Linked DNA regions of Homo sapiens: region 2 is linked to region 1. A link is a contact called in ENCODE Hi-C or POLR2A ChIA-PET data. All regions are on one chromosome and are shown on one strand. The core of a region is the stretch at or near the end of the contact, and the rest is flanking DNA. Distances in the headings are between cores, read along the strand shown.

Evidence for each region. Hi-C counts contacts between places; a loop is a spot of excess contacts on that map. ChIA-PET counts read pairs that join two places held with the same protein, here RNA polymerase II (POLR2A). Pooled maps may share reads with other maps.
Region 2: a loop to region 1 is called in a map of heart left ventricle, with 2.0 times the contacts of the local background. The contact joins two enhancer-like sites. A Hi-C loop is called at or near these places in 1 of 168 maps with a recorded cell type or tissue (heart left ventricle) and 7 of 50 pooled maps. POLR2A ChIA-PET finds 5 or more read pairs at or near these places in 2 of 52 experiments (A673 and naive thymus-derived CD4-positive, alpha-beta T cell).

What each region holds. Positions count from the first base shown.
Region 1 is chr6:139,508,340-139,513,413 of GRCh38, forward strand. No RefSeq gene overlaps it. Among named protein-coding and RNA genes, the nearest start is that of LINC01625, 36 kb to the left of the region's middle. Within about 2 kb of position 1,973, at least 2 of the 41 ENCODE cell types and tissues checked have a DNase peak (open chromatin) inside an H3K27ac peak, as active enhancers do.
Region 2 is chr6:139,756,271-139,761,344 of GRCh38, forward strand. No RefSeq gene overlaps it. Among named protein-coding and RNA genes, the nearest start is that of FILNC1, 12 kb to the right of the region's middle. Within about 2 kb of position 2,246, at least 3 of the 41 ENCODE cell types and tissues checked have a DNase peak (open chromatin) inside an H3K27ac peak, as active enhancers do.

The DNA.
Region 1 (5,074 bases), core at 723-3,222:
TCTTTTTCCATGTACCTTAGCCTCATTTCAGTAACTAATATCTTCTTTTCAGTCAAGTCAAATGAGAACAGTGGTGCTTTCCAAAGCACTTTTGATTGATGTTTGATATTGCCCATAACACTTCAATTAGAAACAGTGAAAATGGGTCACTAATTAAAAATAAGCTCTTGGTGTTAAAAATAATATTTACATAGGCAATCTGTGGAGAGAGAAATAAATTGATATATCATATACCTCAAGATATAGTTTTAATTTTATCCATCTATTTATATGATCCGATTTCTCAGAGCAAGCTAACTACAAATAGTATAGTATTAGAAATGTGACTTCTCCTTTTTGGGGTATAAAGGTGGAGTTTTCAACAAGCAGAGTGTGGTTATGGTTGGATAGAATAGTACAAGGTTGTGTTTACATAGAATCTTTCATTGAAAGAACTTTGAGTGCTTCATAAACATTGCTTCACGAATGCTTCCAGCACCCTTAGGAGGTGAATGGAGTTATTGTCCCCATTTAACTAATGGAAAAATTGGAAAAGAGAGGGCTTGAACTTCATATTCACCAGTCAATGGTCTATGTGACCACAAAAATATGTTCTACTTAGCCTTGAATTAATGCTATACATCTGTTCTGATTTTATGCTTTTGTCATTTTTTCTTTGCATTATACCATTAAAAAGTTATCATATAGAAACTTTCATGAATATTCTGTATTATGAGATATAATATTCTGCATCATTCTTTAAACTTCCACCAAAGTTCTACTATCACAGAAATTTTATTGGAACAGGGCTTTGTTTTACTTTATTTATTCATTTATTTATATTTTTAGAGACAAGGTCTCACTCTGCTGCCCAACCTGGAGTGCAGCGGTGCAACCCTAGCTCACTGTAGCTGCAACCTCCTGAGTAGCTGGGACTACAGGTGCATGCGATCACCCCTGGCTAATTTTAAAATTTTTCGTAGAGATGGGGTCTTGCTATGTTGCCCAGGCTGTTTTTGAATTCCTGGGCTCAAGTAATCCTCCTGCCTCAGCCTCCTAAAGTGTTGGGATCATAGGCATGGGCCACTATGCCTGGCCTACCCCATTTATTTAGAGGTTACATTTCTCTAAATAAATCATAGTTTCCATTGCTCCACACCCTTTCCAGTCTTTGGGATAGTCATCTTAACTACCAGAAATACAGCCACAATCTCAGATTTGAACTAACACTAGCCGTAGGTCAGTAACAGCTGTCACAAAATCCTTGAATTTTGCTTTGCAGAAGATAGCATCAGTTTAATCACCCAAGGGAAATGTGTAGAGTAGAGCAAGTGGTAACAGGACGTAGATCCACTGACATCAGTAAGAAATGACAATTGACAACGGAGGGAGAGTTTTAAAAAGCAGTTTGCTATGAGTGGTAAGATTATATGAGGGCTTTTGAATATTCTCCGGAAAAAGGCCATTTAAATGAGAATAAACTAGTTGTTTATCTTGTTTATCTTGTTTCTAGTTATTTGTCACAGTAGTTTGGAGTATGTTCTCTCTCTTACACAGCTCTGAGATGAGAAATAAAATGGCAGTGATAAATAAGCAAGGTTAGTCTGATGTGCTGATCATTCTTAGATTCAATTAAAGTTATATTCTGTGTATAAGATATTTGTAACTGTATTTTAAAGACGAATATCACAAATAGTTAAAAAAAGAAGTCCTTGAAGTAATATGTATCAGGAAAAGAAGAGCTCATCGTCTCCTCTAAAAGGGAATTAATTATCTTTTATCCAGTATACGTATGGAGCCAATCAGTGAGTGAGATATATACAGGCCCTCTGACAATTGTCAGAAGGTCTTGACATAGCTGCTAATGATCTGTTGACAGGAACAGCTGGTGATAGGAACAGAGGTGAGTGTTACTAGAGAAGAAGGCATGAAGATCTCACTGCAATGGTGCAGTGAGAGAACAGTAGACACGGTGCCAGCCAGAGCCCCATTAACTGGCCCTTAGTAAATTCCAGGATCCAAACTTTATGGTCTCTACTTGGCATGGAATAAAGATAAAAAAGGATTCTGTTTGATCATCTCCTTAATATCCATATACGAACATATTCCAAGGAGAAAACTGTGCCCTTTCTGCAATCCTGTACCTGAGTCTTTTAAAGAAAGCACAGAATATTTTGGACCTGATGTTCATTGGATCATTTGTCAACATGCCAAATAAACTTTAGCTCTCAGAGCACTTGGAAAACATGTTTTGGAGAGTCTGTGTAACATTCTGGGTGGGGCAGTTTCTAAAAGGCTCAATCTTAAACACAAAACAGAGCAGTAAGACCAGTGATTAGTATCGATGCAACAATTTTACAGCTATGCTGAATGTGCGCTGTGTTAGGAATGCTCTAAACCCATGCCGGGTCAACACGTCTTTCACCTTATGTTGCCCGAAGAGTGCTAAATAGTGTGTGTTACACATTTTTAATCTTTATCCAAATAAACTTAGTTTCTGCAAAAGTTATTCGATAATAAGAATTTATATATATTTCTCTTTTGGCTTCTAAAAATTATGAAATATTTCATACATATAAAATAATAAATATGAAGTAAGTATAAATGATAACAGTAAAATTTATATCCCTGTTTTTATCACCTAGTATAAGAAAGAAAACTTTTCTAATGCCTTTGGCACTCATATGAGTTATTTCTCACACTCCTTCACTTCAGAGATAACAACTGTCCAGACTTTTTGTGTTTATTATTCTCATCCTTTTCAATAAGTTTTACTACATATAGATATAGGTAGACAGAGATACACACACACATACACATATATACTCCTTATATATATGAATCCCTAACAAAATAGTATTAGTTTTACAAGTATTTGAACTTTATATGAAAGGTATACTATTTTATGCCTTCTGTGATTGGCCTTGTTTGTTCAGAATTTTATTTGTGAGATTCATTCATATGCATGTAGTTGATTCTCTGATGCAGAGTATTCAATTGTATAAATAGACCACAAGTTATCTATTTACTCCCCTTACCACTGACAGCCAGGTTGTTTCCAAACTATCAGGAACATTCTTGTGGATGTCTCCCGCTGTTCACAAGCAAGGCTTTCTAGAGGATATAGAAAGTGGAATTGCTGGATAGTGCGATATATGCATCTGTAACTTTACTACATAATGCTAAATCGTTTTCCAAAATCAATGAGCCAGTTCCCACTCTCACCAACAGTGGATCATAGTTTTCATTGCTCCACATTCTCTCCAACATCTGAGATAGTCAGACTTTTAAATTCTTGCCAATTCAGTGGACATGAAATGGTAATTTGTTTATTTAGTATTATTTTCCTGGTTACTAAAAAGGTCTAGCTGCTGGGCGTGGAGGCTCATGCCTGTAATCCCAGCACTTTGGGAGGCCGAGGAGGGCTGATCACGAGGTCATGAGATCGAGACCATCCTGGCTAACACAGTGAAACCCTGTCTCTACTGAAAAATACAAAAAAGTAGCTGGGCGTGATGGCGGGCACCGGTAGTCCCAGCTACTAGGGAGGCTGAGGCAGGAGAATGGCGTGAACCTGGGAGGCAGAGCTTGAAGTGAGCCAAGATCGCGCCCCTGCACTCTCAGCCTGGGTGACAGAGTAAGACTCCGTCTCAAAAAATAAAAATAAATAAATAAATAAATAAATAAATAAATAAATAAATAAAAAGCTCTAGCTTTGGATTATATGTTTTCCAGTCATTCATGTTTCTGCTTTGGTTAAATGTCTGTTTGCTTTGTATGGCCATTTTGTTACTGAGTTGTTGACTTTTTCTATCTGTTTTCAGGAGTTCTTTGTATATATTATCAGGGTGCAAATGCTTTTTTGGTTATATATATTCCAAACATCTGCTCCCAAATGATCTTTTCAATTTCTTTTAACATAGTCTGTTATTTCTTCAAAATTTTTACCAAGGTAAACAAATATTCTCTGCTCACTGTTTAAAGAGAGGTAAAACTAGATTAATTAAACTACTCAGAATTTTAATTCAAACATAAGAATCAGAAATGGTACAATACATTTGTGTTAATTATTTTAAAAGGCAAAATGGCAAAGATATGTTTCCTGACAGACTCTCCTGGGAAATCTATTGAAAGGATTATATCTAGTCTTAACCAAATGGATTCCTTTATTTATTTAACTGAATCCTGCCATCATTACAGGCATATCCAAAAAGTCTGTAAAAAATCAAATAGCAACACATCTCTCTCTTTCCTTCCAGCATCCAATTTCTGGAAAAAGTAGTCTACACTTGTCGCCACTTCCTTGGAATCACTTACTTCTTATCCTCGGGTGATCTGGCTTTCCCCAGCACTCATTTGAAAACTGATCTTTCAAAGGTTGCAATGACCTTGCAATTTCCAAATTGAATGGCTTCTTAATTAGAGTTGCCAGATTTAGCTTTAAAAAATACAGAATTTGCAGTTACATTCGAATTTTAGATAAGCAAAGAATAACATTTGAGTATAACTATGTCCCAAATATCCCAATTTATGTTCCAAATATTTGCCCTACGTCCTCTCTCCAAATACAATCAAGCACAAAGTGCCATCAATGCCCCAAGTATTTATATTAATAATTCCTTCATAATGATTATGATGTTGGAATGAAACAAAGATAGGGAAAGTTTGCTATTTAGTTTGCGTGATACATTTATGGAACAGGGGTCTGTGATTATATTTCCTTCTAACCAAATGTTTTTCCACCAGTCTCCAGGCCTGAGACTTTACCTGCTTCTGCTAGATTCTCCCTAGGCAGTATGATTAAGAGAGAAGATGCTTACCGACATAAATGATCCTGGTAGGGAGAAAGAGTCTCAAAGAATGGCTCTGCCCAGGAGAATCCAACTCTGAGAGAAAAGAGAAGGTCAGGCTTGGCAAAGCAGGGGGTGGGGGCGAGCTTGGAATTGGGGTTTAGGGTTCTTCTTCTTTATCTTATAATCTCACTTTTTTTCCCTCTCCTCTCCTAATCTCCTATAATACACTCCTACCTTTCCCAAACTTCTGTCTTCTGGAAGGAAATGCAAAACACTAATAAACATAAATCCCAACAGTGGAA
Region 2 (5,074 bases), core at 996-3,495, 250 kb after region 1:
CTGCCATCACATGTATCATGAATCCAGTGATCATCTACTGTGTGACACTTCGTGAATGAGGAATCAGGAGACAGCAGAACTAAAAGGAGCCAGTCTTGAAAAAAAAAAAAAGGAGCAAGTTTATGATGGCTTTTGTTTTGTGTATTTCAGAATTCTCCAGAGGCCTTACAAGCTACTTGGCATTTTTTAAAAAAAATAATCCTTCTACTATATATGCTATAATTATATACTTAATTACAGCTTGTTTTAGGATCATCTGTGAAAAATGTATTACAAATACACTTTGAGGATATGACTACAATAATAACACAATGGAAGGTAGCTGAATCCAAGGATAATTTGGCAAATACTAACAAAGAGTTTACTAAAGCAACACTGATTTAAAGGATACAGATACAACTAAGGACACGAGGAAAAGAAAATAATCAAATAGATGTGCTTTGCATTCACAGTAGAGTATCTTAGCAGTTATAAGATGGAATACTTTAGGAAATATTTTACACATAATCATTTTCTAAAGACCTGAGGAATTCTTTTAGGAATTCCTCATCATTATTGTTACTTTTTTCTTTTCTTAATATGCTTTGAGCATCAAAATTCCTGTATCAGTGCCATTGTAATCATACTATATAAATATGTTGCCCATCACATGAATTCATAAATTAGGGTGAAGTAACAAATGACGAATGGACAAGGCACAAAGAGAGCTCAGTAATTTTACACTGGGGAGATAAAGGAGGGGAAAAAAACACGGGAAACTATATTTCCATTGAAGATGTTTTTCTTTTTCACATATGCTTTCAGCATCTTAATTGTGAAAACTCATGGGCATTCATAATATAAGAAAATCTGGTGTAATAGTGGTCATTTCTACAGCAGAATGCAGCTATTGACTGTTTACTAGAAAAAGGGAGACTCAAAGCCTATTTGGAAACAGGTGGCAGAACGAGGGAACTAAGTAGTGAGGGGTACAATGAGGATTTAATGAGGGATGCTGTTGGTTCCAGTGATTCTCAGTGGTGGCTGTTCATGAGATTCGTTTTTGAGGAGCCTTTAAAAAGTACCGATGTCTGCCACAAACCCCTCTCTGCCACACCCCACCCTCCATATTCTGATTCAATTGAGAGTGGAGGACAAACAAAATATGGAAGATTTTTGGTGTGCAAACTGATCTGATGACTAGTTCTGAAGATTGCTTGGAAATAGTGAAGATGGGGGAAAAGCATGGAGGAAATCTTAATATAGAAGGGACTGAGACAAGAAAGAGAATGAATTGACAGAAACAATGGGAAAAGAGGCATGCAGTTCATGGACAAACCATCCAAGGAGCTTAACTGCGGTAAATAGAAGATGAGTTAATATTCCCAAGAGACATATACTTTCCTATGTATGGATGTAAAGTAGATTATTGATATTTCTTGGTAAATCTCCCAAACCTGGCTTTTTCACACTAAATTTCCAGCCACTGCTAACAACTCCCACTGTGCATTCATCCAGAAGTTTCTGAAATTGGTACCAGACAAAGAGAGCTATCAGGCATTTTCAGCAGGCCATAATATTCTGGATCAGTTAAATAAGAAAGGAACAAAAGGATTAAATTGGTAAGTCAATGGTAAGACTGAGAATATCTATGAGGTTCCTACCCTGAAACAAAATAGTTGAAGAGTTATGCAATTTGTGTGAGGTTTCTGAGGAATCTTTATTTTGCAAGATTTGTAACACTATGTTATTTTGGCTGAGGATACCATAAAAACAAAGTCATTTCCAACAGTGCACCGAAAATCTTTGCACTTTTTCTGTGTTCCAAGCTCAAGGGACTACCTATCATTCTAAAAATATATCAGCCCAAACTACCTTTGCTTTTTTTTTGAATGTCTTTATGTCTTCAATATCATTTTTTTAGTCTCACTCCAAAAGACACATTCTCTGTTAAACATCTTGCAGTTGATGAAAGGCAGTATCTAGGTATGCTGTCATCCAGAACACACACATCTTTAATATCACTTTCATGTTGCTCTGTTTACTTATCTGCCTCTCTTTCTGGATAGACTGAGAGTAATTCAAAGAGAGTTTACAGCCATTGCCTTGCAGAATGTCTGTTTTTAATTGCACTGGAAAGCTAACCCTTCTGTTGGGTAACTAGAACCCCTGATGAAAGAGAACTGGACAAATGCTTGCTGCATTAAGTTGACACCCTTCACCTACTTGGAAATGTTCTTTTTGGCCAGTCCCGTTGAAGCAACTTTAGTTATGTCAGCTGAGTCTGTTCCGTGGTGTGTTTTTGTGTGAGTGGGTTCATCGGTCTCAAGGGGTGTATGAATCAACTAAAAATATATGAAAATTTTGCTTGTTTGTGCAGCACATGTGCTTTGAAAGAAAGATTTGTTGAGATTCTCAAAGTGGTCTAAGGCCCAAAACAGATGATAAAATAAAACACTATCATAAGCAGTGAAAAACTAGACAGTTTATCACTGAATTCCAAAATTAGACGAGGATGACCATTATGATTACATCGTATTTATTGGAAAATAAAGGCAAAATTTATTACCTGCAGCATTATTATAGTCTACCTAAGAACAAAACAAAAAACTAACTGAAACTTTTAGTACTAAAACTAATAGAATTCAGGAAAGTGGCTAGATATAAAATAAATTTAAATGTCAATAGGTTTATATTTGCAAAATTACTTGGTAATATAATTTTTAACAATCCCAGTTCATCAGTGATAAAAGTATATAATACATCAAAATTTAATAAGCTCTTTGCAAGACGTCTACCAGAAAAATAAAATAACTTTCCTGACAATCATGAAGGAGGACTTAATAAATACAAAACTGCGCTGTATTCTTCGGTGAGATGATTTAGTACTGGAAAAATTCCAAGTAAATGTATAAATTACCTCAGTGCAGCTAAAAATGTAAATTTAAATAATAATTAGATACATTTTTATCTTTCAGATTAGCAAAGCTTAAAAATATGTGGAATAGTGTACTTTCTCATATATTGCTGACAGGGATATAAATTGTTACAACTTTTTGGGCAGTAACTTGGAACTATGTAGCAAAGTTTTAAACTTCTCCCTCCATAGTTCTGTTTTTATAAATTTATTCTCCAGAAATATTCACCCAAGTGATTGTAATAGTGATATATTAGAAACATCATGAAAGTTTGTCAATAAGAATTGGATTAAAAAATTATTTTCCATCCCTTTGGGGAAATATTGGGCAGACATTAAAAGGATGTGGCAGTTTTATCCATCAAACACAAATCTTGTCCTTGTTTATAATGACAATTATGCAAAAGCAAGCTGAGACACACAGCTTAATGTAACTACATCTTTATTTTTAAAAAAAGTATATGTGTGTCTTTGTGTAGGGGGGGTGTGTGTGTGTGTGTGTAGGATGCATGTAAGAAAGTTCACGAAGGAATAGACTGATTAGTGGTCATTTCTTGGAGTAGAATTTCAGGGGCTTTTTGTTTTTTACATCGTCCTCATTTTCACAACTCTTCAAGACTTTTACAATAACAATACCTTATGTTATTAATTGGAAACAAACATAAAGATTTCTTTATCTCTTCAGCCTTTCACCTTAAGATTGTTATGGCTTCATCTCTGTTTTCACCATACTTAAACTTCAGAACACAACCCTTTTTAGGGGAACTGCCTACCCAGTCCCTCAAGAGAAGACAGACACCATTCACTATTTTATAGCTGAGTAGAGCTAATGATGGAAATGACAATGATAATGACAAGAGAGGGCCTGACACATTTCTGAGCTTTTCGTCAACTTTTACTGCTCGCTCTTCACCTCCCTGTGATCCCCTGCCCTAAATGAGAGTGTTAGAATGTATGTCATTAAAGTTCATTTCATTTGAAGCACACATATTAAAAAAGGAAAAGAATCACAAAGATCCTTTTGCTTTACCAAAAGAAAAATATATTCCTCAGACGGTCAAGGCTAGGCAGAGCTTTTTAAAGCTGGAATGTGAAATTTTGGATCCAGAGCTTTTCTTGATAAGGAAAAAAACTTTTAAATGGAGATAAAAAATTAAATTGGAAACATCCAGACGTATTTAGAGAGGCCTATTTGTTGGTTTTCCAAGTAGTTACTACATCCCCAAGCCTCTAGATTTTTTTATTAAAATGCTTTTTAAGAAATATCTCATCATTGCATAATCTATTGGGCACAAAGAGAATGTTCTCATTGTAATCAAATACTGAAGAACGTTGAAGAAACCCCATCATTTCTTTAATTTTATTGCAATTTTGATTGTATGATTATTTATTTCAACATTAAAGAATATTTCTCTTTTAAAGTCTCTACTGATCAAGCGCACAATGAGTTATTTTAAAACACATTCCAAATATTTTATTTTGCCCAGCTTCCTGTTGACAGGTACAATAGTCCCATCTTAGCTTCTGTTCACACAAGAACACATTTTGAAACCCAATTAATAAAAGGTAGAGCTACGCAAGCTCTGCAGAGCCCAGCACCTGCTGAGCAAACTGTCAAATGTTTGCCACGGTACTTAGAGCTGTATTATGGCAAAATGGAAAAAAATAGGCATGGGAATAAAATTTAAAACCCACAATGAAATAGTTGATTAAGAAAATTAAGCCATTTAGTACAGACCCATGCCTCTGCCTCCTGGAGGAAACCTTAGGAGGCTGTGTGGACCAGAGTCAGTTAAAACATTTGTCCTCTGTGGCAATGACTGCTTAATTTTATTCACAAAGGACTCCTTTGGCATTCATCTAAATTTTCAGACCCCTTTTCAAATTTATTCATAAGTTTCCTCTTTCCCAGTGACCCCAACATACTCGGTGCTGGGAAAGAGTCTGTCAACAAATGGCAGATCTGCACCTAAGCCAGCATGAAGCCTTAGGGGTCCTGAGGCCCAACTTCAGATAGCTCCTTGGGATGGGATAAGGCTGAGCTCTTAGTCTCCCTGAGCCAGGCATTTTAATTGCTAGATTTTTTTTTTTTAATGTTTAAGGGAGGAGGGGGAGGAAAGTGATAAGGGAAGCTTTGAGGGAATAGTGATGAATAGACATGGCTCAACTTTTACCTCC